Linked DNA regions of Homo sapiens: regions 2, 3, 4, 5, 6 and 7 are each linked to region 1. A link is a loop called in an ENCODE intact Hi-C map of the cell type or tissue named here. Cell type or tissue: dorsolateral prefrontal cortex. All regions are shown on one strand.

Region 1 (4,000 bases):
TTTAATCCTCACAACAGTCCTATGACATTACTTTTGTTATTAACCCCACTTACACATGAGAAAATTGAGATACAGAGTTTAGGAGACTTACCCAATGTCACGGAACAACTAATTGGCAGAGCTGGTATTCAAACTCAACTCTCCCACCATAGACTCCTTGCTCTAAATAGACAATTCTCAGACTTTCCTGTGTATACACGTGACCAAGGGAACTTGTTAAAATGCAACTTCTGATTTAGGTGCTAGGGGTGGGGCCTTCTCCTCTGCATTTCTCCCAAGCCTCCAGGTGATCTTGATGTTGTGAGTCAGTGGGCCACTTTTGAGTAACAACTCCTAAATAATTACCCTATTCTGCTCCCTATCTACTTATGCAAAATCATATTATCCAAACTATATTTATTTGAAAATTTCACTGACATTAAACTCTTTCCTGCTTCTCAGCATAAAGCAATCACAAGCATATTCAGTGCATTCTGTCATTCCAGAAGAACCTTGAGACTGGAGAATTCGTCCTGCAGTCAGTTAATAATGGCTATTTAATGCACACTCCTCACCGAACCCAGTATTTGGAGTGGGCAGGTGCAATGACTGGCTTTGGTCTAGTTAGTAGCTGCTCCATCAACTGAGTCCCTAAGTGACGTTAATGGGCACAGACCCCTGCCAACCTGCAGTGGACACAAAAAAAAGGGAATGAGAAGTGAATGTTTGCTGTTGTATGCCTCTGAAAGTTTGGATTATTTGTTACAGCACCTTCACATAATAATCCATCCTCATTGGAACACCCAGGCATTCAAATTCATTGCATGCCCACTCACTCAGCTGCATTCCTGTTCCTTGTGGATGATCAGGTCTTGCAGGAATAAGACCCACTCTGTGTCTATGCATTCTTCAGTTCAATAGTAACTGTTGAGTGAATTACTTATAGGCAGGGTGCCTGCCCTCTGACAGCCCATTAGGCAGGATAATATGCATGCACAAATATCTCAAATCAACATCAGAAAATAGGCACACATTAAATGTTTTAAAGGCCTAGAGAAGATAAAAAATGATTTCACGGCCCACCTGCCCCCACTTATACTAATTATCCTGTTCCCTCTGCTGGCTCTGCCCAGTTCTCTCCCTCCACAGTCCTTGTACTTGCCACTCTCTCTTCCTGAAATACTTTTCCTATCATGTCCCTCTCCTTGCAAATATTATCCCCTCAGCAAAGTCTTTTGTCCCAGGGCCACATCACCAGAAATAAGTACAGAGCCTAGACCATATCCAGCACTCAATAAATATGGCTGAAGAAATTTCATGATGTTTGATCACAGGCATCAGGAACAGTGGGAGATTAATAGTGGAGATGCAAGGAAAGAAAGACAGGTCTTTCTGGCAGAAAGAATGAGACAGTATGCAGGACAGCCCATAAACAAGAATGGAAGTTGTTATAGCCAGTCAGTTCCCATAACCACCAGCCAGAAGATGCAGATTAAACCAGCTCCAACATGTTGGGATTGAATTGGGCTGGGTTCTGCTGTCATATCGATTTCACCCTCTCCACCCCTAAGTCTTTGGATTTATTTTCTCAATTTTGTAGTCCTTATTCACAAGGACCTAAATGTGGAATTGTTAATAGAAAATAATTCAAACTCATCCACGCTACGAAATGCACACAGAATTCAATTCCAATATTAAACTACCTTTAAAAAGCCCCTTCTGGCCGACCATGATCCAAATCCTAAACTATGGGATTACTTGTGATTCACAGCAGATCCAGCCAGGTTCTGGGAAGGAGGACAATGGTGACTTTTATGTGTGATTAGCTGCTTTCAACCACCTTTCTCAGGGCAGACAATCCAGGTAACCAAAGGCACTTCATAGAAAGACCCACTGCATTGCTTTTAACTCTCTTTAAGACTCTCTGATGGCTTGTTAAAAAAGATTGAGCTTCAAATGGAAATCTGCCAAAATTGTGTTGTTTTGACACTTGGAACAATGGAATGCCAATTCCATTAATTTATGTGCGAAATATCTCAGCTCCAGACCCACACGCAGCCTGGGAATGGTTATAGAGTAAACAGCGCTCCCTGGTGGTCCTGACTAGCATTTGTTGCTAGCAGAGAAAAAAGAAAAGCTCAGATTTGGGGGTCTAAGTGGCAAACAAATCAAAAGAGTGTCGCTACATTCAGCAGCATTTCACACTAATGAATGTCTTTGTTCTCAAGAGGCAATAATGGTCACTACTGGCTTCTTTACCTCTGACTTGTAAGTAAAAGTTGTGATACCTCCTGGGGCAGCCCATCTTTGATATGTTCAGCAAATAGTGATGCCTACTTAAAGCTGTGCCCTCGATACAGCTCAGGAGACAGCCGTTTGATCTTTATGGAGCATCCAAGAGATTACAGCTCAGCCCAGCTGGGAGCAGGACCAAGGTTGGTGGAAGGAAGGCGTGAAATTGTTGCCTCCTGCTCACTACAAAAAGCATTAAGCATAAATTGTTTAGGTTGCCATTCTACTTATGGATGGAACTCAAATGGAACTCAATCAAGGTTCAGTGAGGGAAACAGAACCACTAGGAATAGGAATCTATTTTTAGGAATGAGATCTTATATAATTGTGGGAGAAGCTAGAGCTATAAGAGCCAGAAGAGGGAGTCGGAGGATAAGCAGAAATTACTGACCAGCTTCCCTGAGGCTCTGGCATGGGATTCAGGACAAGCTGAGCTTTCAGTCTATTTCAGGGGAACAAATTGGAACTCGCAGGAGATCCAGGGAGGCGGGAGTCTCCAGCTACCAGAGCAGGAAGATGAAAGGGGTACTGTTCAAAAAGTGTTTGAAGGAGTTGAGCTTTCGGCATGACCAAGTCAACGCCTGCTGGATGGATCTTCACGTAGGTAACAATCATAAATTCTGAATAAGATACAAAACAAAAAGAGTAACACAAACACATCAACAACACCGCAAAGACTTCCAGAAGGCCATGAAAAGTGAAGGAAAACAGGAGCTTCTGGAGGTAAGTTGACATTTGGAAGGAGAGGCGTGGAGTGACTTTCCTGTTTTGGTGGCATTTCCCCTAAAAACAGGCCAAAATCATTGCTGCAAGTGACAACTGACACTCCTGTAGAAACTCACTCTTTCTTTTTTTTATTTTTTATTTTTTGAGATGGAGTCTCGCTCTGTTGCCCAAGCTGGAGTGCAGTGATGCAATCTTGGCTTACTGCAACCTCCGTCTCCCAGTTTCAAGCAATTCTTGTGCCGCAGCCTCCTGAGTATCTAGGATTACAGGCGCGCAACACCATGCCCAGCTAATTTTTGTATTTTTAGTAGACACAGGGTTTCGCCATATTGGCCAGGCTGGTCTTGAACTCCTGACCTCAAGCAATCCACCTGCCTTAGCCTCCCAAAGTATTGGTATTACAAGCGTGAGCCTCCGCGCCCTGCCGAAACTCACTCTTTCTAAACTGAAGAACCAGACAGCAAAATCTGTAGCAATCACTGCTACTGGAATGCAGAGGGGGAAATCCAACAAAGGAAAGAGCCAGAAAGAAAGACCCCCAATTGCTTGTATTAACTTTGCCCACATTTTTGGATGACGCATGAACCCCGGGAGCATGGGGAAGATTAAGCAGCATAGCTAAAGATAAAAGGACTGAGCTGATTTAAGCTGAACCCCAAGAGACGTTTTGTAGTGTGAATCCAACCAAGTCATTACTAGCCAAAAAAAAAAAAAAAAAAAAAAAAAATTCAGTTAACACTTTATTGATGAATACAACAAAATAGAGTCTGCATGGAATTCAAAATTTTAAAACAGTCAGAAGTATAACATTTGTCATTTGCAAGGCAGAATCCAAAATTACTTGGCATTCAAAAGCCAGAAGAATGGGCAAAGGACTTAAATAAACATTTCTCAAATGGCCAACTGATTTACGAAAAAACGCTTAGCATTACTAATTATCAGAGAGACACAAATTAAAATGATAGTAAGACGGTCACCTCCCACCTTGTAAGGATGAGACCTT
Region 2 (4,000 bases), 130 kb before region 1:
GATCACTTGAGCCCATGCATTTGAGATCAGCCTGGGCAAAAGAGCAAGACCCCATCTCCGTGAAAAAATTAGCTTGGCATGGTGGGGCATGCCAGTAGCCCAGATACTCAGGAGACTGGGGTGGGAAGATTGCTTGAGCCCAGGAATTCAATGCTTTAGTGAGCTATGATTGCGCCACTGCACGTCAGCATGGGTGACAGAACAAGACCTTGCCACACACAAAACACAATGAAACAATACAAAACAGAAAAGAAAACTTAACCCTTCAGCAGCTTCTCTTTGAATAAAATCTAAGCTTCTTAATGCGGTGAGGGCTGGGCCTTAATTGGCCTGTGTCTACCTGGATTCATCCAATGCCCCCTACTCAGTGTGCCCCTGCCTTTGGCCACATAGACCAGCATGGAATGTTTATGCCAACTCAGAGGCACAGGGCTGGCCATGTCCTCTTCTTGGATGCTCTTCCCCAAATCCTCATGGAGGCTTTTCATGATGCAAGTGCTCCCTCCATGATCAACACATTGGCTGAGCACCTACTATGTGCCAGGCTCTGTTCTGGGTGGCTGTGAATAAAGCAGAGTTCCTGCTAGCATGGTACCTATGTTCTGGTGGGAGAAAACAGAATGCAGGCATGCGGTGTTGGGTGGTGTTGAGCTCTCTGGAGAAAGATGATGTGCTCTGACAGAAGCCTACTTCCTGACCGTCCCAGCGGAAGCAGCTCTCACCCCATCCCTATCTGTCCCCGTCTGTCCCCATCCACCTCCACTGCACTGTCTTCATGGCTCCTCCTGCTATCTCCAAAATGATCTTTGTTTTTTGCTGTTTTCTTTGCTTAGTGTCTCTCTTTTCCTACTAGACTGGGCAGCCCAGGAAAGAGGGACTTTATCTTGTTTGTCCCCAGTGCCCAGATCAGTATCTGGAATTTGGGCGTGCTTACTAAGTATGGAATGAATGAATGAATGAATGAAGTAGGAACAAAGTAAAGGAGTTAGCACCGCTTGGAGCTCAGGCTGCCAACCCCCTGGGTACCCCGGACTCATTTCTGCATCTCGCCAGGGTCTCTGGTCTTTGTCTCTCCCAGGGGGACTCTTGCAGGGTGTGAAGGTAGCCACAGAGTCTGGCAAAATACAAACTGTCACGGTCTTCTGTTGCCCGCACAGACTTCTTTTGGAGCAGCCTCCTGTGAATTCAGTATCTGGTATGTGTTTAGCCAGCTGCCACTGTTTTCCTCAAGCTACGTGTGAAACCAACACTCTGTTAAGAAGTGGAAACAAGATCCTCCCCGTTATTGCATCAAAACTAGGGCAACCGAAATAAACAACACAAAATCAGCGCCCGGAAGTGGAGGGAAGGAGTGAAGCCAGCCGGCGTCAGCTGCACAGAGCACACGGCCCAAGCCTCCTTGGAGGATGATTGTACCTCTTTGGGGTGGCCCCCACAGCAAGGTGATGGCAGGGCCTGCGGGGCCCTCTCTCACCCGGAACACATGCTCCCAGCCCAGTGCTGGTCCAAGCTGGTCAGAGGCTGCGGAGCTCAGACTCAGCGACACCTTCTCCAGGGAAGCAGTCTCAAACTCTAGGCCCAGGGGGCCTCACTGGCCCTCAGACAGTTTATTGCACACACAGCAGTTAAAAGAATGACAGAGAGGCAGGGAGAGAGGGAAGAGAGAAGAGACAAGGGGAAGAAGAGAGGGAGGGAAGATGCCACTTCTTTAAAATTAGAGACAGCACATAAAAACTGAGATTCTTAGTTTCTTTAGAAAAGTTAAGATTTGGGGCAACAGCAGGCTGGATTCGCTGCCTGGCAGCCATCGGCTGGAGTCAGGGAGGGGCCGTCCCTTGGGTCTTCGGATCACCAGAGGCCCCACCTGGCCGCCCTGGCATTCCAGCCCTGCCTGGCCCTGTATTCTCTGGGTTGGCCACGCCAGCCCAAGAAAAGCCTCTTCCTCTCTCCACACTGACACCACGGATCCCAGAAGAGGAAGCCACTGGCCCAGACGCTTTTCCTGGGCTCGGGCTCTTGGAAGTGGAGGGATCCCCTGGGTGAAATAGAAGCCCTGGCCTCTTGGGACTAAGTCAGACCCATACAGGAACCTGCCGGCCAAGGAGCCAGTGGACATTTCTAAGCTCTGCCACCAGAGGGCGGGGAAGGGCACAGGTGACGGCCGGGCACGGCTGCCCAGGAGCAAGCTGGGTCTGGGGTTCCTGGAGCCAGGCAGGGCGACTCCCGCCTGCACGGGCAGCTGGCCTGCACAAACACCCACGTCTCCACACACAAAAATTGCCTCCGTGATTTTTGTCTTTCTTTTTAGACAGATTCTCACTCTGTTGCCCAGGCTGGAGTGCAATGGTGTGATCTCTGCACTGCAACCTCTGCCTCCTGGGTTCAAGTGATTCTCCTGCCTCGGCCTCCACAGTAGCTGAGATTACAGGCCCCCACCACCATGCCCAGCTAATTTTTGTATTTTTAGCAGAGACGGGGTTTCATCGTGTCAGCCAGGCTGGTCTTGAACTCCTGACCTCGTGATCCACCCGCCTCGGCCTCCCAAAGTGCTAGGATTACAGGTGTGAGCCACCGTGCCCAGCTGATTTTTGTTTTTCATCATAATGAATTGAGAACAATTTGGTTCCTTAGAATTGCCGGAGGAGTCTACAATGGAACTCAGTTACTCAAAGCCTTGCAGGGCAAAGCACTGGGTGTGCGGTTCCCTCCCAGGCACAGGTTTCCCAAGCCTGGTGCTCCAGGTGGACAGCCAACCAGAGGCATCCACACCTCCTGGTGCAGAAGCCCCAGATCTGGGGCAACCTCCACGCCAGCATCCCTGCTAGAGGTAAGGCTCAGCTCAGGACAGCATGCACACATGCTTACTTGTCCTGCGGGTTCCCGAATTGGGGCTTTGCTGAGAGCTTTGCACAGCACAACCCACTGCATTCCCATTCCCAGTTTTTAGTTTCTTTTTTTTTTTTTTTTTTTTTGAGGCAGAGTCTTGCTCTGTTACCCAGGCTGCAGTACAGTGGTACATTCACGGCTCACTGCAGCCTCGAACTCCTAGGCTCAAGCAATCCTTCTGCTTTAGCTTCCCAAGTAGCAGGGACCACAGATGTGCATCAACCATGTCTGGTTAATTTTTTAATGTATTTTTATTTTTTGTAGAGATGTGGGTCTCACTACGTTGCCCGGGTTGGTCTCAAACTCCTGGCTTCAAGGGATTCTCCCGCCTCAGCCTCCCAAGGTACTGGGATCACAGGTGTGAGCCACCACACTGTTCCCATTTCCAGTTTTATCAATCACATCTTCATTCACTCAACAAATACTGAGCATCTACTACGCATCAGGACCTGATCTAGCAGAGCGAATGTAAAGCAAATGTGTCCCCTTTCTCTGCCTCAATGTCCTCATCTAAAAGATGGGGGATAAGAATGAAACCTACTTCACAGTGTTATCAAGAAGATGGGAGGACTTAACGCCTGTCACACGTGTAGAACAATCCCAGCCCAGAGTGGGTACTGCCACGAGATCCCTGCTGTGGCATTTCTATTTTTATTTCTCTTATTTCCTCACTTATCTCCTTATCCAGCCTTCTTGCCCCTGAGTTAATTCTCCACAACCATGAGACCAGGCAGGGTCTGGGTTTGTGGAAGGAGGGATGAGGATTTGGGGAAGCCCAACGGAAAGGGAAAATGTGGAGGGAAGTTTCTGCAGGGACAGCCACCTCTGTGCCTGTGCCCCTGGAGGGGGAAAATCAGGGTGTCTCCCCTGTGGTTCAAAGGCAAGCGTTGGCCCTTCCATCAGTCTAGAAAATAGAGGGTTAAATGTTGGCGAAAGAGAGAAACGGTGCCACTTTCAGAGGCCCACCTGTCAGGTCTGCTGGATGGGTCATAAATGAACATTCTGAGAGGGGTACGTGGGCAGGAGCAAATGAATAAAAGGCCACCTCTGATGAAAACACATCTGGCTAAGGAGTGGCTTTCAGAGTTCTGATGGGGAGGCACTTTCTGCCCAT
Region 3 (4,000 bases), 1.8 Mb before region 1:
CCCTTTCCAGGGATGTTACTGCACTACAGAGATTGCAAATTGGCAGGCCAGAGGCCAAAACCAACACGCACACAGCTTGTTTGGTCTGTCTAGGATTTGAGAAAAATTGGAATTCATTCATAACATTTAAAACTTCGAGACGTCCCAGATTCATTTAGAAAGACGGGAAGAGGTGGCCAGGTGCTGTGGCTCTCGCCTATAATCCCAGCACTTTGGGAGGATGAGGCAGACAGATCACGAGGTCAGGAGTTCAAGACCAGCCTGGCCAATATGGTGACACCCCATCTCTACTAAAACTACAAAAATTAGCCAGGTGTGGTGGCGCATGCCTGTAATCCCAGCTACTCGGGATGCTGAAGCAGGAGAATTGCTTGAACCCAGGAGGTAGAGGTTGCAGTGAGCCGAGGTCATGCCACTGCACTCCAGCCTTGGGCAACAGAGTGAGACTCCCTCTCACGAAAAAAAAAAAAAAAAAAAAAAAAAAAGGGAAAGAAAGATGGAAAGAGGCTCATGCCTGTAATCCCAGCACTTTGGGAGGCTGAGGTGGGAAGACTGCTTGAGGCCAGGACTTCAAGAAAAATGGGAAGATCCCACAAAACTGGGCCCTCCCATCCCATATGTGGAGACAGAGAAGCAGCTGCCTGTTTAGATGGGGCACTGCCCCCCTTTCACCCCCGCCCTCCCCGCTCCCTAGGCACGCTGGAGGGTAACACCTGGGATCTCCTGGGCTAAGGACAACACAATTCAGGTTAATTTCACCTGCCTCTCTTTACTTTTTAAAATGTGGCTGCTGGAAAATTTAGCATCATGTATGTGGCTCGCGTTGTGTTTCTGTCAGACAGGGCTGGTCTCCAGTGACAGGTGACGCAGAGGTGGAGGGTGACTGGTGACAGGCTGGCTTCAGCTTAGGTCATTGGGGTGCGTGGTCTAGGGCATGTTAGGGGTCGTGTCTGAGCTCTACTGTTGACATCTGGAGAAAGGGCTCCTTATGACACACCTCGCAGGATTGCAGTGTTGATGAAGTGACTTTGATTTTAAGAGCCCGTCGCTGTGTAAACGCCAGCTCAGTCTAAGGGTGGCTGGGGTTCGTGGCACGAGAAGGACGTAACAGCGCCACCTGGCATCCTCTCTCTCCTTGGCTTGAGTTGTTACTGAATTCCTAATTTCTGATGGGTGAAATTAACCTGAATTGTGTGTTGCCCTTAGGCCGGGGGATCCCAGGTGTTACCCTCCAGCGTGCCTAGGGAGCGGGGAGGGCGGGGGTGAACGGGAAGCGGTGCCCCATCTAAACAGGCAGTCTAGCTATCTCCACATGTGGGATGCTCCCAGTTTTGTGGGATCTTCGCATTTATCTTGAACTCCCGGCTTCAAGCAATCTTCCCATCTCAGCCTCCCAAAGTTCTGGGATTACAGGCGTGAGCCTCTTCCCATCTTTCTAAGTGAATCCAGGACGTCTCGAAGTTTTAAATGTGATGCATCTCTTTACCACCCGGAGAGCTATTCGCAGAGAAGGTCTGAGCTGATGGAGGGATGGACGAGGTCTTGAGCACAGAAAGCTTCCCGCAGCAATATCGTCGAAGGACACAGGGGGGCAGCATCGCATCGCATCGCATCGCATCAGAGCTCCTGCCCGCACCGCTGCCGCTGCAGCCTCCTCCGCAGCGCCCCGCTCGCACCCCGCCACTCTCCTTGCCCTCTTTCCGGAGGCTTCCCTGCTTTGGCTTGACCTTGACCTGTCCTTGTCCTTCAAGGCACCATCCTCTTCCTTCTCTCTTTAATTTCCTCTCCCCTAATCCTGCCACTCCCAGCCCCCGTCCCAAGCAGTTTATTTCAGGACCAGCAGAGCCAAGGACACAAGGACCGTCTGTCAGAGTCTAGAACGCTCAAGATGATCTTCTACCCGCGTGCCCGTCCTGGCCCTGACCTCATGCACAGAAAGCCCGGTGTTTCCACGGAAGACTTCCCAGGCTGTAAATCACGTCCTAGTCTGACTTGCTCCGCCTTGAAGCCGACTGGAGAAAATGTCAAGTTTTGATACTTATTAATTTTTGCATAGTTTGCACCACAGCCAATCTTAGGAACTGACAGTGCTATGGAGTGTATAAGGGTAGTCGATTTTGCACGTTAACTTCGCGAGTCTGTGGTGCCTGGTTGTTGGCCCAATACTATTTAGATGTGAAGATATTTTGCAGATGTGATTAATATTTATAATCAGTTGACTTTAAGTAAAGGAGGTTACCCTTGTAATGTGAACGAGCCTCTCCCAATCTGTTAGAGAAGAAACGGAGGACAGACCACTTTAAACGCACGGGCATTAAAGGGATTTTTGTAGAAGTTTAGGATTTTACAAAATAAATTGTGCATGCACCGTTTGTTAGCGACTGCTGGAAAATTCACCTGTGCACCAGCCCTTTGTGTCTATTATGGGGCACAGAGGCAGCCCCTTGAGTGGGTATAGAAGGACAAGCTGCTGTAACAAACAGGCCCCTACGTTTTAAAGAAGAAATTCTGCCTCAAGATTATAACATAGAAATTCTGCCTGGGTTTTTAGCCTGCTGGCGTCCCCTGCAAGTCACCACTACAAGAAGGCCTCCACAGTCAGGAACCAGTTCCTTAAAATCTCTCTTCACTTAGCCATTTATCTCCGTCTATCATCTATTCATCAATTACCTATCCACCTGTCTATCTATCTACCTGTCTCTCGATCGATAGCTCTATCTAATCTACCTACCTATCCTACCTATACCTCTGTCTATTATCTATCTACCTATTCCTCTATCATCTATCTACCCACCTACCTATATATCTCTATCCGTCTATTATCTACCTACCTCCCTATACCTGTATCTGTTGATCCATCTATCTAATCTATCATCATTATCATTATATCTTTCTTCCCCCGAACACACACACACACTCACACACACTCTCACATACACTCTCACAACACACACTCACAAACTCAGACACACTCACGCTGTCACACTCACACACACTCACTCTCACACTCACACACTCGCTCTCACACACTCATACACTCTCACACATTCTCACACACACAGTCACACACACTGACACAAACACACACTTTCACATACACACACACACACATTCACACAAACTCACACACACATTCGCCGCCTGTGGGTTCTATTTCTCTGGAGAACCCTGCCTGATACAGGCGTCATGCCATGTTCCCAAGAGGAAGCCTGAGGCTGGAGGACCCTGAGCTTTGAGCCCACCGCTGCATGGTTCACTTCCTACAAAACTGCTCTCCCCCCTTGGAAGAGTACTTTCAAACAGGACGTATCACTTTAAACACACGGGCATGAGAGCGGTGTCTGTAGAAGTTGAGGGTTTTTATAAACCAATTGTGCATGTCCTGTTAGAGCCTGCTGGAAAACTCACCCATACAGGGGCCCTTTGTGTGTACTGTGGGACGCAGAGCAACCCTGGTGTGGGCACGGAGGGACCAGCTTCTGTAACCAACAGGCCCCTACGTTTCAAAGGCGCCTCACCATAGTCACGCGCTTTCCAACTCACATCCGCAGCACACACAGGGGCCCCTGGATGGCAAAGCTGGCAAGAGGAGAGAAAGTAGAGAAAAGACAGATTCCTAGATACCTCAGCCCATTTCACAGTAAGAGGGAAACACCAGTGGGGGCCAGGAAGAGGCACTGCCGGCGGGGCTCATGGTGGATGGGGCAGGACAGTTGTGTTAGACCTCAGCATTTCTGCCTTAGCCTCTACCCAATTTCTTTTCTTTAATGGGTTCTTCTTACACTTCTACCACAAAATTCCAGCCAAGGTGATACGGTTTGGCTCTGTGTCTCCACCCAAAGCTCCTGTTGAGTTGTAATCCCCTGTGTTAGCGGAGGGGCCTGCTGGCAGGTGATTGAATTAAAGGGGTGGACTTCTCCCCTGCTGTTCTCAATAGTGAGTGAGTGGTCATGAGAGACCTGCTTGTTTTAAAGTGGATGTTGCCTCCTCCTGCTCTCTC
Region 4 (4,000 bases), 1.7 Mb before region 1:
GTTTCGCATCATATATTCCAGATATCCAAAGCGAGATTCTCATTCCTTCCAGGTTCAAAGGTCCTCAGACAGTGCTGCGCTTGGTCCGACTTAGGTGCCACCTCTAGACTAATCTTCTGCACTTGGTCCGATTTAGGTGCCACCTCTAGATTAATCTTCAGCTACTGCACTGTTTTGCATTTGAAACACAGTGGGTTTCATCCAGCACGAGAAGGTGGATGATCAGAGCATCTGCAATTTATTAATAGGCATCCACTCAAGGTAGGCACATATGTGATGAACACTAGTTTTGTTAGCAAGGAATATTTAGCTAAATTGTCATTTTTTGAAGGCTAATTTTAGAAAGCATTTTGAAATATCTGATAAATACATGTGTTTTAAGCACAGATTTTTCATAATGGATTTTATAGAAGTTATTTCCAAAGTGGTCCCAGTTCAGGAGTTCCAGATTAAAAGGAAAAGAAAAGAGAAGAGAAAAACAAACCTAAACAGCTTGGAGTTTAGTTCACTTGAAACAGTCCCTGAGAAACAGCCAAGGATACTCATGAATAGCCACTTTCAGATCAAACTGAAAATATTGACTAGGAGAGGCCAGTTTTGGCAATGAGAAGTGTTTTCTTGTTAGATTTTTTTTTTTTTTGAGACAGGGTCTCACTCTCTCACCCAGGATGGAGTGTAGTAAATCATTGCTCATTGCAGCCTTGAACGACTGGCCTCAAGCAATCATTCTGCCTCAGCCTCTCAAGTAGCTAGGACTACAGGAATGTACCACCACACACAGCTACTTTTGCTTATTATTATTATTATTATTATTATTGTTTTAGAGATGGGGTCTCACTATGTTGCCTAGGCTGGTCTTGAACTCTTGGACTCAAGCGATCCACCTGCCTCGCCCTCCAGAGTAGCTAGGACTGCAGGCGTGTACCACCACACCCAGATAATTTCCCTTCCTTTTTTTGTTTGTGGAGATAGGGTCTCACTAGGTTGTCCAGGCTGGTCTTAAAATCCTGGACTCAAGCAATTCTCCCACCTTGGCCTCCCAAAGTGCTGGGTTTACAGATATGGGCCACTGTACCTGGCTGGATTTTTATTTTCTAAATTATTGTATCCTTATGGCAGTGTTTTTAAAAGGCAACAATAACTGTGTCTATGACTTTCCTCTTTCAGTTTTTTTTTTCCTCAGCTCTAATGTGAGAAGATTGTATTAGGTGATGGCTGGGATGCTCCAACCCTAAGATTCTCCACAATACTGGCATGATTCCGAATTTCTTACAAACCCTCTTGTCTCTAACTCACACGCAAAATCATGTTCTTCCAGGGCAAGACATAGCGTGCTCCCTGACTCTTCCCCACTGCTTCCTTCCTTCCCTCCCTCCCTCGCTCCCTTCCTCTCTTCCCTCCCTCTCTCCCTCCCTCCCTCTATCCCATCCCTCCTTCCCTTCCTTCCTTCCTTCCTTCCTTTGTTCCGTCTTCCTCTCTCTCTTTCTTTCTCTTTTTCTTTTTTCTTATGCAACACTGAAGGAATCAGTATTTTTGCTTTTCTTCCAGTGACTCATTTTATCTTGGAAAGCAGTTGCTATAAACTATGTATCCCCAGAATTCATCTGTGGGAATCTTAAGCCCCAGTGTGATGGTGTCAGGAGGATGGGGCTTTGGGAGGTGATTAAGTCAGGAAAGCAGAGGTCCAGGAGCCCCCTGGTCTCTCCTCTCCCACCGTGTGAGGTTATGGCAAGGAGAAGGTGCCATCGACGGGCCAGGAAGCAGGTCCTCACCAGCCACTGCATCTTCTGGCACTTTGATCTTGGACTTCTAGGCTCCAGAAGTGATAAATTAAAGTCTGTTTTTTTTAAAGCCGTCCAGCCACGGTATTTTTGTTATAGAAGCCTGAGCAGTCTAAGACAGTAGGGTGGTGATGGAGGACAAGGGAAAAGTGGAGGATCCTGCTGGCAGCCTCTAGTCTGGAAACGATCCATGTGAATAACCAACATTATAAAATCTCAGTGTTGGGTGGCTGTACTCACTGGAAAGTGATCAGTTGTTTGGCAGATTTTAAAGAATGACTGAAGTTTGACTCAAGAATGTATATGATATAAATTCTCATGTTTCAATTTTTAAGTCAATTGCAAGATAATTTATATTTTAGGCAGCATGGAGGGTGCAAGATAATAGCTGTAGACACCGAATTGCAGGATTTCCTGAATGAAAGCGTGTGAGCTTGGCCATGTTATTTATTAATTTGGGATGATAAGACTCATTGCCAGTTTTTAAAAATATAATTTCACCCATGAAGACCTGACAACGTGTGCATGTTGGGTATGAAGGGAGATGTCAATGCGTTTGTTCTTGGAGGAAGAAATAGTTGTCCTGAGCTGCCACCTCTGGAGCACTAGGGGTCACTGCAGGTCCACTGATGCCACAAGCAGGGCGCCTGAGCGCGCCAGGTCTGCTGCCAGCTGTGTGTGGGTCCCACTGCCAGGCACGGCTGCTCTCCCTGGCTGTGCACAAGAAAATGTTTTAGGATCCAATCTCCAGGTGCCCCCCTCAACCTTTCTGACCTGTTAAAATAATAATCTAGTGTCAAATACCATCAATCTGGTGTCACATATTCTACTATTTGGGGTAATTTAAAATTACCTTGTAAGCCAAATACAGAAGAATACCCTCCTGCTGCTGCGTTTATTTCCAGACCCAGAGAGCTCACTATTGTCCTCAGTCACTTTTTTTGAGACTGGAATCTCTCCTGTGATGAGTCAAACATTTGTTGACAGAGAACTGGCCATATTTCATCCCAAGGGAGTAATCCCAAGCAGATCCGTTTCAACACCAAGCCAACACAGGCTTTCTGACAAAATCAAACACTGGCATGTAAGAATTGTTAGATGCAGGCTGGGCGCGGTGGCTCACGCCTGTAATCCCAGCTCTTTGGGAGGCCGAGACGGGCAGATCTCTTGAGGTCAGGAGTTGGAGACCAGCCTGGCCAACATGGTGAAACCCCGTCTCTACTAAAAATACAAAAATTAGCTGGGTGTGGTGGTGGGCACGGGCACTTGTAGTCCCAGTTACTTGGGAAGCTGAGGCAGGAGAATTGCTTGAACCCAGGAGGCGGAGGTTGCAGTGAGCTGAGATCGCACCGCTGCACTCCAGCCTGGGTGACAGAGTGAGACTCTGAATCAAAAAAAAAAAAAAAAAAAAAAAAAAAGATTGTTAGAGGCAGTCTTCTTAAAGACGTTTGTGCTATGTGGAGGCAGGGTCTCTTCGTTCCGACTTGGACTGGCTCATCTGTGGGGAGGGAAGAGGACAAAAGTGGCCCTTTACTCTCTTACCATGGAAATCTCACACAAAGAAAGGCACACCGCTCAGCGAAGTTAGTTTTCACAAAGAAATTGGAGTGAACATTAAGTTAATTACTTGAGGAAATTAGGGGGCTTTTATTAAGAGAAAAAATTGAGTTCCTCTAAACCAGAAGTAGCCACAACCCTTTTATTTCAATTCATGTGCTCACTCCCCAAAGCACCCTTTAATAACGTCTAAATTGGGCCATTGACACTATCCTCAGACTTCAGCTTTGAAGCTGGTGTATACATTGACAAGCAACAGCATCTTGCGTGTTTACGTTCTCTTTGATGTTGGCAAACTCAACAAATTGCTGGATAAACCCTTTCCCTTGTTGGCCACTAAGAGCTCCTCTAGGGCAGGATTAACTCCCTGTGTATCCATTTCATAGACACTTTTTAATTTTCCTTTTTGGTACAGTAGCAGAGGAGCTATTTTCTTCAACAATAATCGTGGGATGTGTACGTCTGAACTGAAGATCTCTGCAATGGGTTAATTGATTCCCTGACAAAGGCCTCTGTCATCTAAGAACCCAGCCCTTCAAGTCCATTAGACACATTGATTTTAAGCGGACAAAAGAAATCAAATCGTTTGGATGCTTAGCTCCGAGAAGTAAATTGATCTTTTTGATGCACGTCAAATGGACTCATTACGGGCTCGTGCTGCA
Region 5 (4,000 bases), 550 kb before region 1:
GCTCAAGCCCGTAATCCCAGCACTTTGGGAGGCCGAGGCGGGCGGATCACGAGGTCAGGAGATCGAGACCATCCTGGCGAATACGTGAAACCCCGTCTACTAAAAATACAAAAAATTAGCCGGGCGTGGTGGCGGGTGCCTGTAGTGCCAGTTACATGGGGGGCTGAGGCAGGAGAATGGCGTGAACCCGGGAGGCGGAGCTTGCAGTGAGCCGCGATCACACCACTGCACTCCAGCCTGGAAGGTAGCGAGACTCCGTCTCAAAAACGAAAAAATAAAATAAAAAAAAAAAGTTGGGCCTCCAAAGCCTGAGGAAGCATGACATACCCAACATTTTTACAGTTGTGACACTTAATTTCATCTGGCCCAATCTCAGTTTCAATCCAGGTTGATCTGTGTTTTGAAGATAATATAGTGCTTGATATTAAATGAGAAATGAAGGCGTATTTGTTCAACTCATCAGACCAGAGTAGAAATGGTTCTACAGCTTTTTGAGATACATACTTCTTTGGGAATCCGTGAGAACCAGTGGACTCTTTTCCTGGAGAATACACACACCTACATGCGGCCTTCACAGAGACTCAGGCACAGGCGTCCTGAAACTGGAGCTCGTCAACTTGTGTGGGAGGAGCAGAGGGCTCTTGTGGGTGTTCGGGTGTCACTTGTGACCGTGGCTTCGTGTTGGACCCTTGTATGTTGCAAAATAGTGCACCTAACAATATGTGTAACCCAGTAAAGCTTCAGATGCATGTTGATTTCACAGCTTTTAAATATTTTAATTACATAAAGCGAAAGTAATATAACCAGTAACCTGTGTGAATGATTCTTTGTGTGAAAATGGGTTTATTTGTTATTTAAATGTTTTTAGTGAAAGGTATTTAATATGATGTGGTAAACCACTGATAGTATCTGCATTAGGTACAAAAGGACTTTAATTTCCTTTTTGAAAAAAAGTAGTACTTGAAGAAGTTAATGTTTTCGAGTGAAAGTATTTATAATGTCTTTGGAATTTATTTTCACTTTTGGGTGTTTTTGTTTTTGATTATTTTCCCCCACTAGACTAAGTCCGTAAGGACAGGAGCCCTCCCCTTTAGCCCCCAGGTAGAGCAATGCAGGGCCTACAGCAGGTACTCGATCAGTATTTGTTGAATCGAACTTAGTTTTCTTGTCCAAAATTTGGCTAAAATATTCAGTTATAGTTTTCAGCGCTTCTATTTTTCCCCACTCTGAATGTCCAGACTTAAAATGTTGACTTTATAAGATAAAGAATTTAAAATACTGGCACCATAGTAAAATGGGACATGAGTTAATAAACTAGAAGGCTGACAGGTGCCATTTCTGTTGGCTTCCCACAGTTAAACACAATCTTATTGGGAATTAACTCTCTCCTGGTACTTCTGGCTTTAGAGAATAGTGTGCACTTTGTTTTCCCATTTTACCCCTGAGATCCTTGGAGCCCGTTCCCCATTAGAGTGTTTTGGAGCTGGGAGAGAGTGCGGAGCTGTCTAGTGGGGCCTGTTCATTTTCTAAATAATGAAGCAGGCCCAGAGCAAGGAAGTGAAACTCGTTAGTACAAGAGCTGGGGATGCCAGGTCCATGTTCCTGCTGTGACCGGCAGATGTGAGGGCAGTGGCAGGGAGTGGAGGGACAGTGGTGTCCTGCAGGGGTCAGGGCCTCAGGCTGTAAAGCCAAGACTGCCTGGGTCCAAGTCCTGGCCATACCTCAGGCACCCTTCACACTCTCTGTGCCCCGGCATCTTCCTCTGTGCAATAGGGCCCTGAAGAGTTTTAACACCACATGGTTAATGAGGGAGCACATGGGACGCGGTGCACTGGGCACTCCCTGTTTCCTACTGTCAGGGGACAGAGCCAGGGACATCCTCCTCTCATCACCACCAGCACCGCCCTCCCCCAACAGCTCTTCCTTAATCCAAGAGCTGACAGCTTTCCTCCGAGAATAGAAGCCTGCCTCAGTCCTGCCAGTGACTCAGTTTAAACCAGCAGGGTTTTATTAACAGCATGGGTATTGGCTGTCAGGTCTTGATGTTTGATAAATTAGCTGATTAAAAATTCACACAATCCAGTGCATTTTTTCATATGCTATCCAGTGGCATAGCTAGTGTCCCTCCCAGTGTCACGTAGAGCTGCAGACTCTCCCCACACGGAGATTGCCGAGCTGGCAGCTGCGCTGGGGCTCTCAGCTCAGCCGTGGTTCACACTGTCATCACAGATCTTCCAGCCACGCCAAAATTACAGTAGCCCAGTTTCACTTTGACTAGAAAGTCCCTTTGTCAGCTGTTTCAGTACATTCTGTGACATTTAGAAATAATTTAGGTAGCTGTGTTGGGTGTGTACAATTAGTAAGTGATGGAATGAGTTGAAGCAGATTCAATACAGTGAGCTGGTTTCTTACCTCCAAACTTAATTTGTGACCAAATAATTGATTGCTGGGAGGGGAAGAAAACTAATTCCTTCATTTTATTTCCCAAAGTGAAGGCATTGGAGTCTTTCAGCAATCTTCTAAACAAAGTCTGTTTGATTCATGTAAGATGTCTCATGGTGGGCCATTTACAGAAGAGAAAGTGGAAGATGTGAAAGCTCTGGTCAAGATTGTCCCTGTTTTCTTGGCTTTGATACCTTACTGGACAGTGTATTTCCAAGTGAGTGGTGACAAACAGGTTTAATTTCCTTTATCTTCCTATGAAGTCTTACCCTAGCACTTGTTTTGGCCATTTCTAAAGTAGGTAGGACTAGGTGATTTTTTTTCCCATGAGTCTACAGAATCTTGGAATTTTTGGTTTTAGTTATGGAGTCATTTTGGCTGCTTTAACTATGTCTAAAGCCTCTCTGAAAAAGAAGCTGAGAACAGGTACGCTTCTGGTTTTTCAGGCCCCTCTTGTTAATGTAATTTCTCCTTTGGATAACTGGCCATTCTTTTTCAAAATTGATCTCCAGAGGACTTTACGATGACCAAATCATTGACCTGTCTGTTTTCAAACTTGAGCCATTGTCTATTTCTGGGAGTCACTGTGTGTCGCATCTGAGTCTAGCTTAGGGGAGGGGCAGGATGCTTAGAGTGTTTGAGAGCACAGTTGGTCCACATATAATGATACTGTTTTTTATACCTAGATGCAGACAACATATGTTTTACAGAGTCTTCATTTGAGGATTCCAGAAATTTCAAATATTACAACCACTCCTCACACGGTAAGAACAATTGTAATGATCTGAACATTGTTATTTTGGACTTATGTAATAAATGGATTCCTTCTACCAACTGTAAATCTTTTATAAATGTTAACAGCACCGACACAAAAGCATTGTTATTGAAATAGAGTTTTTACTTATTTTAGAGAATATTTTTTCATTGGTTGTATCATTTGCTAGATTAGGTTGACTAACATCAATTCAACATTACTTAGTATTTTTCACCTGATTATTTTCCCCTCAAAACACAGAAAAGCAAATGCAGATTCATTTGGAAAGAAATCTTTTCCCAGTTCCGTTGTCTCTAAACTGAAGAGGTTGTACCTTGTGGAGAGGAACTGTTCTTTACGTGCATTTCTCCCATTGAGACGTTGGTTCTCTAGACAGGTGATGGCCTGTATTGCGGGGAGTAAACGCCTCCTCCTGTGTTTCACCCCAGCTCCCTGCAGCCTGGCTGACCATGTTTGATGCTGTGCTCATCCTCCTGCTCATCCCTCTGAAGGACAAACTGGTCGATCCCATTTTGAGAAGACATGGCCTGCTCCCATCCTCCCTGAAGAGGATCGCCGTGGGCATGTTCTTTGTCATGTGCTCGGCCTTTGCTGCAGGTAAGAGGCATTCTGCTCCGTTCCTCCTCAGGCCCGACTGCAGCAGTTGTGGATTCAGAATATAGTGCTCACACGCAGTCGTGCCCCAGGTTGTTCAGGAAGTGCATGTCTGTAAAAGAGGATGTGTATCAGTTATTTTACAGCACTAATCCTTTATTTTAAAGTTTAAGATTATTTTCCTAAGGA
Region 6 (4,000 bases), 280 kb before region 1:
TTAGTTCGATCACAGTGGAAAGTAGTTTGGAGATTTCTCAAAGAACTCAGAACTACCATCCAACCCAGCAATCCCATTACTGGGTATATACCCAAAGGAAATAGACTGTTCTACCAAAAAGACACACGCACTCATGTGTTCATTGCAGCACTGTTCACAATAGCAAAGACACAGAATCAACACATCCACAGTGAACTGGATCAAGAAAATCTGGTATACATCCACCATAGACTACTACACAGCCATAAAAAAGAACAAAATCATACCCTTTGCAGCAACACAGATGCAGCTGGAGGCCATTATCCTAAGCAAATTAATGGAGGAACAGAAAACCAAATACTCCATGTTCTCACTTATAAGTGGGAGCTAAGCAGTGGGTACATGTGGTTATAAAGATGGGAACAACAGACACTGGGGACCCCTAGAGCCGGGGAGAGGGAGGGAATAAAGGGCTGAAAAACGACCTATTCGGTGCTCTGTTCACCACTTGGGTGATGGGATCATTCATGCCCCAAACCTCAGCCTCAGGCAACATATAAACGTAACAAACCTGCACATGTACCCCCTGAATCTAAAATAAAAGTTGAAATTTAGAAACAACTTGGAATCAACCTAAATGGTAAAATACAGGCATGGTTGGTTGTTTCTGTTACGTTAAATCCGTCTGATGAATATTATAAAGCTATTAAGAATGTTTTTGAGGAATATTTAATGTCAAGAGAAAATGTTTCCAATACAAGTGAAAATTGTAGTGTCCTTAAAATCTGTACGTATTTGATGATCCCAAATTTGTAAACTAAATATATTTAGCATACATTAGCCTTACACAGGTATAACACCCTGGAAGGAAATGAACCAACATGCTATCAGTGGGTTACCCTTGAGTAGGAAGGATATTGGCACATGATTCCCCCCGCTATAATTGTGCTTTCCTCATATTCTAAAATGAGTCTGAATTGCTTTTATAACCAGAAAACAATTATTTTAAAAAATCATCCAGGATGTCTACAGTGAATCTCACATAGCAGGTGCTTCTCCATTATTGCCACTGACTGTCACCACCTTTCCTTAAATTCCTTCTCACTGAAAACTCAATCTTCCCCTTCATGAAAAAATGAGTACTTTGTAACCGAGCATCTTCTGATAATGTAGGCAGGGCAAGGCCCCCAGAAAGTCAGTTCAGGTGTGGAGGATGCACAAGCCCTATCAGAGCAGAGATGAGCTCACCCGGCTCCAAAGCTGACCCCGCAGCGCTGCAGAGCGAGCGCCCCACCCCGCCCTGCTGCAGAGGCAGAGGGTCCTGCATGGATATCAATGCCTCCAGATTTCCACGTGGTGGGTTCAATAGCTCCTCTGAGCAGCCGCTCACGCGAGTCCAAGTCAAGGCTCTTACGCACCAGCCGGCCTGGGCCCGGGACCAGGAACCACACACGCTTGCAGGGAGGGCACCGCTTACCTGTTGCGTGGGCTGGGCCCCAGGCGCTGGCAGGCCACGGTGGCCGTCACGTGCTTTCCGCCGCTGCCCACCTCCTGCTTGACGCCCCACTGCCGGGGCTCACGGGTCTGAGCACTCAGGATGTTCACCCCCTTCTTCACCTTGGCTCTGTGGGGATGAAGATGGGAGAGAGAGAGAGACAGGGTTAAGGCTTGGCCTTTCCAACGTGCCCAGCTCTGCAGAGTTGTCACCTTTAGTTTCTGTTTTGCTTTTCCACTTTTTTCATATCTAGTGAGAGGCAAAGCTGCCCAGTGGTGGTGATGCCAGGGCAGGGCGAGCGGGATCTGCCTGTGGATAAGGCAGTCACAGACCTTGCTGTCCGGTTCTGAGGGGGAGGAAAAAGGACCCCTGGAATTCACCAGACCAGGAGGTGGCAGGGCAGAGCTGTCAAGGCATGCACTCAGCCTGCCTGGGTCCGTCTCCTCACTCAGGGGGCTCTGCGCCCTGCCAGAGACATTTGGCAATGTCTGGAGATACTTGTAGTTGTCATGGCTGTGTGTGTGGGGGGTGTTGTTATCCAGTAGGGAAGTGAGGAGAAAGGAGGAACGTAGCTAAACAGCCTGCAACCCACTTGAAAGCCCCACCACACAGAGCCACTGGGCCCACAGTGTCAATACTACTAGGAAAGCCGGTCCTGGGTTCATACCCCAGTTTCACCACTTCCTAGCGGTGCAAATTTGGACAAGGCATAACTTCATGCCTCACCTCCCTCCTCTGTAAGAAAGAGCAGGATCATAGTAGCTCCCATTATAAAGCTGCTGTAATGATTAAATAGATGTAAAGAGATTAGAACAAGAGCAGCGCCAGGCATACAATACACACTTAATAAATGTTAGCGATTGTCACATCACTCCAGGGAAGTCCCCAACCTGCTTAACGTGACTTGCCTGGCACACACTTAACAAAGATACATTAAGTCAGGGACCAAAAAACAAAGCAACAAAAAGGCAAAGAGCTCCTCCTAAAGCTGCTGTTGTTTTGATCACACCACTTAGCCAGCCTCAATTTCACTTTCCTTATCAATAAACGGACGAGACAAGTAGCAGCTTGAGCACACACATCTACTCATACCGTTTTCCTTCATCCCACTCACAGGAGAGCAAAGGGACTGTTTTAAAAGGCATAAGACAGTTGGGCACAGTGGCTCATGGCACAGTGGCTCACGCCTATAATCCCAGCACATTTTTTTTTTTTTTTTTTTTTTTGCATCGAAGTATTGTTCTGTCGCTAGGCTGGAGTACAGTGGTGCAATCTTGGCTCATTGCAACCTCCGCCTCCTGGGTTCAAGCAATTCCCCTGCCTCAGCCTGCCGAGTAGCTGGGACTACAGGCACCTGCCACCACGCCCGGCTACTTTTTTTGTATTTTAGTAGAGATTGGGTTTCACCATGCTGGCCAGGATGGTCTCAATATCCTGACCTTGTGATCCACCCGCCTTGGCCTCCTAAAGTGCTGGGATTACAGGTGTCAGCCACTGCGTCCGGCCAATCCCAGCAGTTTAGGAGGCTGAGCTGGGCAGATCACTTGAGCTCAGGAGTTGGAGATTAGCTTGGCCAACGTGGTGAAACCTTGTCTCTACGAAAAATACAAAACTTAACCCGGCATGGTGGTGCATGCCTTTAGTCCCAGCTACTCGGGAGGTTTAGGCAGGAGGGTCACTTGAACCTGGGAGGCGGAGGTTGCAGCGAGCTGAGATCGTGCCACTGCACTCCAGCCTGGGCAACAGAGCAAGGCTCCAACTCAAGATAATTATAATAATAATAAAATAAAAGGCATAATCCCATGACCGGAAGAGGAAATGCAGCCGCAGCAACAGATTTGGGAAACTGGAAACTGGGAGTTCAGTGGATAAAACAAGTCAGCAGAACTTCAAAATGGAGCTTCAAGCTGTCAGTGAGCAGAGTCAACAACCAACACAGTTTCTACCAAAGAGCCCCCCAGACTCAGGAGTTTGTGATAACAGTTACAAAATCGGAGTGAATGAGGACTGAAATAAAGAGGGTTGGCTACAAGTCTGTTTAGGAAGCAGCCAATTAAACTCCCCTTTTTATGCCCAGGTGATGCCAGGACTTCACATTGGGTATGGGTATCAGGGCGAGTGGGGAACTGGGGGTGCCTGGGGGTGCCACACCGAATACAGAGGGACCCCACAACCCCATGTGTGCTGAATGCTGAGATTCGCAGGCGGGTCCCCCTAGACTGCATCTTCACCCTCCAGGAGAAACACTGGATTCCAGAGGGTGATACCATCCTAAGACCAAAATGCAACAGGCATTGACACTATGGCCTCTCCAAACAGCCAGCCAGATGCCCTGCAGTGAAGCCTGAAGTCAGCAAGTGCAGTTGAGGGGCTCTGAGCCTCTCACAGCCTTTTAGTCCCCCTCCTTTATATGAACCAGCAAACAGGAATTGTTAGACACTAAGAAAAGTCTCTACGTGATATAAAGACCGTGATATGCTGAAATAAAGATCTGGTACTCATCCCTGTTTCCTGGCATACAGCTCC
Region 7 (4,000 bases), 540 kb before region 1:
AGTTCCCAGCGGAGCCCTCGGCCATGCTGCCGTGGTGGCTGGGCTGAGCTCACAGCTCTCAGTGCGCTTCGTTTAGATGTACGTAAAGAAGCAGATCTAATTTTTAGAAACGTGTTCTCACAGGCCTCCCTTTTCCTATTAGTGAGATCCTGCAGTGGTTGAACAAGTGTATTCTGGGCAGATCTGTCCGGCTGCTGAGAGTGAGAGAGAAGAGAAGATGAGTGATATGCAGAGGTGGATGGATGTGTGGGTAGTAGTCAGTGGTGGTTTTCACTGTAGAAAACTCATCCAGAATTGGCTAATGAATTTGTAAAGGGAATAAATCACAACGGAATGGACTTCTATTTAGAATACACTACAAATCTCCGTGTCTAGTTATAAAAATCTAAATTTATAGATGGGCCTGCCAAAATAGTTTTGAAGTCTATTGCCCTTGTCACGGTGGCTCATACCTGTAACCCCAGCACTTTAGGAATCCGAGGCGGGTGGATCACCTGAGGTCAGGAGTTCGAGACCAGCCTGGCCAACATGGTGAATCCCTGTCTCTACTAAAAATACAAAAAATTAGCCAGGCATGGTGGCACGCACCTGTAATCCCAGCTACTCGGGAGGCTGAGGCAGGAGAATCGCTTGAACCAGGGAGGCGGAAGTTGCGGTGAGCCAAGATCCTGCCATTGCACTCCAGCCTGGGCAACAAGAGCAAAACTCCGTCTCAACAAAAAAAAGATAAAGTATATTGCCTCTGAAATAGAATCCTTATGTAGATTTCCCAGTTTAGTGTGTGTACTTTGTTTTCAAACTCCCATTCCTTGACAATATAGGAAAATTTTTTCTCTAATCTCTTTAAGGAACACAAAAGTCTAAGAGCCAACAAATCACATTACCTTTAAGCTTGAGAGCAAGGAGTTTAACTTTCTGCTCATTGAATTTATTAGGAATTATCCTAATGGCTAGGAGAATGAACAGTTGGCCCATAGCCATTGATTCTTGGTCGCTAGTAAGCATCGTCCTCCTAATAGAAAAGAGGTTGTGCCTGTCTGCAGGACTCAGTCCCTAGGAGACCCCACGCTTCCTCTGCTATATTAGGTGAAAGCTTTGATCCCATGTGTTAAAGTGCCCCTTTCACAAAAACGACCCTCCCTTTTCTTTCCTCAGGCCTGGAATTTGCATACTCAGCTGCCCCCAAGTCCATGCAGAGTGCCATAATGGGCTTGTTCTTTTTCTTCTCTGGCGTCGGGTCGTTCGTGGGTTCTGGACTGCTGGCACTGGTGTCTATCAAAGCCATCGGATGGATGAGCAGTCACACAGACTTTGGTAAGAGCCAGCATCCTGTCCCTTTTGAAAATAGCCAGTGAGGGGGAGGCGCAGGCACTCAGGAGATGGCTGAGTGAGCGGAGGTGTTTTCACGTGGATGGCCTGTCCCGAGCTGCCTGTCCACCGCTCCTTCCACAGCACTGCTCTGTGCTGCTTGCATCACTGTGTTTCCTTACATCATGAACGGTTTTCAGGAGACAAGCAGGCCTCTCTTCTCATCCCAGGGGCCAAGCCTGCCCTGGCCACAGCCCAGCGAGCAGCTGCTGCAGCCACCGCTCCTTACGGGGACGTCCTTGACAGACAAGCACCTTCTCCACGCCCGTCCAGCTCAGTCTTCGTGAGGCAGCTGAATCTGTACCCCAAGCTTCCCTTTCTTTAACTTGGTGGTGTACTTTCGTTTTCTTTTCCTAACAGCACCTTTTCTGATACGAAAAAGACAAGATAGATAGTAAGTTACTTTTAAAAATAAACATATTACTTGTGATCAATCATAATGGGTTTTTACAATTAATACCAGTAGGTGGCATCTTGAGTGTTGAACAGAACCACTCATAAAAGCTGAGTTTTGCTTTCTCCAGGTTTACGATGCCTTTAAATGGACCCAGCAAGCGAAGGTTTCTTCTTTCTTTTCCTTTGTAAAAATATTTTATCTACAGAAACAACCTTGTTACTTTTTCTTGTATAATCATGTGGCATTTGCTCTGGTCCGGTAGTACTTAGCCACTTTTAGGTTACAAATCCCCTTGAGAATCTGGTGAACGTTTAGGGACTTTTCTGCAGAAATTGCAGAATTCCCAGAGCCCTTCCATGAGTATAGGCCTGTGGAGTCCTAATGTAAAGCCCAGAACTCCAAGCCACCAATGTCCCATGGACACTTGTCACTGATGTTTTCTGGCTGTGGGTGCCACCTCCATGGCCAGCTCAGGGCTGCTTGCTCTGAGGAGGACATGTGGATTTGGGGCTGGTGTTTCATTCCCACCTTCTCCTGAAGATGAACAGCCCGAGGAATAAGATCCTCTTGTGGTACATGGGACAGACTTCCTTCAAAGAAAGACCAAAGTCCATAGTTCTGAAGACGAAGATTCTGGTTCTTGGTTTTTGTTTTATCTTTAAATGTGTCATAAAGGATTGGCTGGTCATTCTCGTTGCTTTCTAGTCATTTAATCCTCATTCTTAATTTAATTTCACATCTCAGAGTTGACCTTTCATTCATCATTTCTGTCTGACAGGTTGTTTGTGGACTTCCCCTGCATTGGTGCTCTCAGGGCGTGTGTGCTGGGGATGGGCCAGGATCTGTCTGTTGTTTTCAAGAATGGGAAATGTTTCATGAAGGAGGCGTGTTTGCCAGCAGCCCCCAGGCTGTGCCCCCTGGCTGCATGGCAGCCTCCTTGGTTCACACCAGTAAGGAGAGTTGGAGCTCATCTGTCGAGCAGCCCTTGGCGTCCTGGGTAGAGAAATAAAGGCTGTGACATGGGAAATCCACAGGAAGCCCGCTCCTCAGAGAGAGTTCTCCCTGAATTTGTGTGGCCTTGGAAGGAGCAGCAGCTCTCAGGCCAGGTTCCGGGGGTGTCTGTGCCACCCTTATCCCTGGCCCTACCTCACCATCTCGTGACCGACACAGGAAATAGCTTTCTGTAAAGTCACAGCACTGTGAAGGGAGAGTCCCCAGAGTTTTGTTACATTGTGTTTTTCTTACCGACCTCCCAGCAGGCTCCTTTTATTAGTGTTATTTAAGCTGGGGAGAACGTGCATACCATAGTAAAGGTCTCTAATCTTAAGCACAGCTTGCTGTGTTTGCAGTCTGGATCTCAGTGGAGGAACTTTTGGAAGCCCTCCTTGCCTCTCTCCTTAGTTTACTGCCCCCCTCAGAAGGTAAACCTGTTCTATTCCAGCGTTGGTCCCCACAGGTTACCCTCGCCTGTCCTGTGCTGGGCTGTGGCTGTCTCCTTTCACTTAGCACTTCTGTCTGTGAGCATCTCCCCTGTACTTCTGAGTACTGCTCCTTCGTACGAGCCGTCACGAGGCATTTATCCATGCTGTTGTCGGTGGGTGCCCAGATGTTGGCAGTGTGGGGCTGTTGTGAATACCTGCCCTGCCTGTGAGCCTGGGGGGCGGGTGCGCTCATTCCTTGGGGACCCAAGAGTCTGTCTTGTCAAATGTCAAAACCCTAGTGTTTGCCATCTTCCTGTGTAATTATCCTTCTGTCTGTGAAGAGGCCCAGGAATGCACGGCAGGTTTTCTCCCAGGCGACTTAGGCGTTTCCGAATACCCTGTGTAATGCCACCCTGAGACAGACCCTGACGAGGCGTGGTGTGTCTGCCTGCGGGCTTGGACCGCACCTCCACTCCCGCAGGGCCGCGCAGCCTTCAGTTCATGTGGCCTCAGCCTTCAGTTCACGTGGCCTGCCAGCTTTAGCTCGGGAAGTTTTCAGTGACTGGTACATTTGGGGAGACTCGTATTTCAAAATAGGCACATAAAATGATGTCGTTTATATTTTGATGACAACCTCGTCTCAGTAGCGTCAAATGCCAGTGTTGGGACAGCAGTGACAGCTAGTGCCAGGCTCCAGGAAGCTGGGGTTTGCATTTCCACTGAGTGCCCAGGACAGAGCCTGGTAGGTCGTAAGGGTTGAACGAATAGTGTAAAACATCTGTTGAAAAAATAAAGCTTTAGTCTGGTAGAATTC

What was found. Peaks named below come from ENCODE experiments on the same cell type or tissue, not always from the same donor. Only the 100,000 strongest peaks of a DNase experiment are listed, where the experiment ranks them.
Region 2: it touches region 1 in a loop (9-fold over the local background); 36 of 110 quality-filtered maps call a loop at or near these places.
Region 3: a loop joins it to region 1, with 4 times the contacts of the local background. A loop is called at or near these places in 7 of 110 quality-filtered maps.
Region 4: it touches region 1 in a loop (7-fold over the local background); 34 of 110 quality-filtered maps call a loop at or near these places.
Region 5: it touches region 1 in a loop (4-fold over the local background); 3 of 110 quality-filtered maps call a loop at or near these places.
Region 6: it touches region 1 in a loop (18-fold over the local background); 3 of 110 quality-filtered maps call a loop at or near these places.
Region 7: a loop joins it to region 1, with 3 times the contacts of the local background. A loop is called at or near these places in 2 of 110 quality-filtered maps.

What each region holds. Positions count from the first base shown.
Region 1 is chr12:128,257,744-128,261,743 of GRCh38, reverse strand. No RefSeq gene overlaps it. Among named protein-coding and RNA genes, the nearest start is that of TMEM132C, 7.4 kb to the left of the region's middle. RefSeq lists an enhancer at 2,029-2,530. In dorsolateral prefrontal cortex, CTCF peaks have their summits at 1,863 and 2,065 (motif pointing left); DNase peaks (open chromatin) are centred at 2,053 and 2,731; H3K4me3 peaks cover 807 bases; H3K27ac peaks cover 2,054 bases.
Region 2 is chr12:128,386,113-128,390,112 of GRCh38, reverse strand. All of the region lies in intron 1 of TMEM132C (transmembrane protein 132C), which reads right to left. Among named protein-coding and RNA genes, the nearest start is that of MIR3612, 94 kb to the right of the region's middle. In dorsolateral prefrontal cortex, CTCF peaks have their summits at 1,943 and 2,142 (motif pointing right); DNase peaks (open chromatin) are centred at 1,325 and 2,132; H3K27ac peaks cover 2,062 bases.
Region 3 is chr12:130,011,733-130,015,732 of GRCh38, reverse strand. No RefSeq gene overlaps it. Among named protein-coding and RNA genes, the nearest start is that of LINC02418, 29 kb to the left of the region's middle. In dorsolateral prefrontal cortex, CTCF peaks have their summits at 1,372 and 1,573 (motif pointing right); DNase peaks (open chromatin) are centred at 1,122 and 1,592; H3K4me3 peaks cover 1,192 bases; H3K27ac peaks cover 473 bases.
Region 4 is chr12:129,910,040-129,914,039 of GRCh38, reverse strand. No RefSeq gene overlaps it. Among named protein-coding and RNA genes, the nearest start is that of TMEM132D, 8.0 kb to the right of the region's middle. In dorsolateral prefrontal cortex, CTCF peaks have their summits at 2,178 and 2,383 (motif pointing right); a DNase peak (open chromatin) is centred at 2,419; H3K27ac peaks cover 818 bases.
Region 5 is chr12:128,808,602-128,812,601 of GRCh38, reverse strand. SLC15A4 (solute carrier family 15 member 4) reads left to right here. Exons shown (of 8, transcript NM_145648.4): 3 at 2,491-2,659; 4 at 3,129-3,206; 5 at 3,646-3,814. Among named protein-coding and RNA genes, the nearest start is that of SLC15A4, 13 kb to the left of the region's middle. RefSeq lists enhancers at 397-466, 1,701-1,800. In dorsolateral prefrontal cortex, no CTCF peak of the experiment used is centred here; DNase peaks (open chromatin) are centred at 1,841 and 2,201; H3K4me3 peaks cover 1,568 bases; H3K27ac peaks cover 4,000 bases.
Region 6 is chr12:128,541,560-128,545,559 of GRCh38, reverse strand. It overlaps TMEM132C (transmembrane protein 132C), which reads right to left. Exons shown (of 9, transcript NM_001136103.3): 3 at 1,457-1,603. Among named protein-coding and RNA genes, the nearest start is that of MIR3612, 250 kb to the right of the region's middle. RefSeq lists a silencer at 1,521-1,696. In dorsolateral prefrontal cortex, a CTCF peak has its summit at 1,863 (motif pointing right); a DNase peak (open chromatin) is centred at 1,832.
Region 7 is chr12:128,796,573-128,800,572 of GRCh38, reverse strand. SLC15A4 (solute carrier family 15 member 4) reads left to right here. Exons shown (of 8, transcript NM_145648.4): 7 at 1,156-1,314. Among named protein-coding and RNA genes, the nearest start is that of SLC15A4, 25 kb to the left of the region's middle. RefSeq lists enhancers at 2,775-3,069, 3,063-3,292, 2,210-3,409. In dorsolateral prefrontal cortex, a CTCF peak has its summit at 1,844 (motif pointing right); DNase peaks (open chromatin) are centred at 1,398 and 3,672; H3K4me3 peaks cover 504 bases; H3K27ac peaks cover 3,523 bases.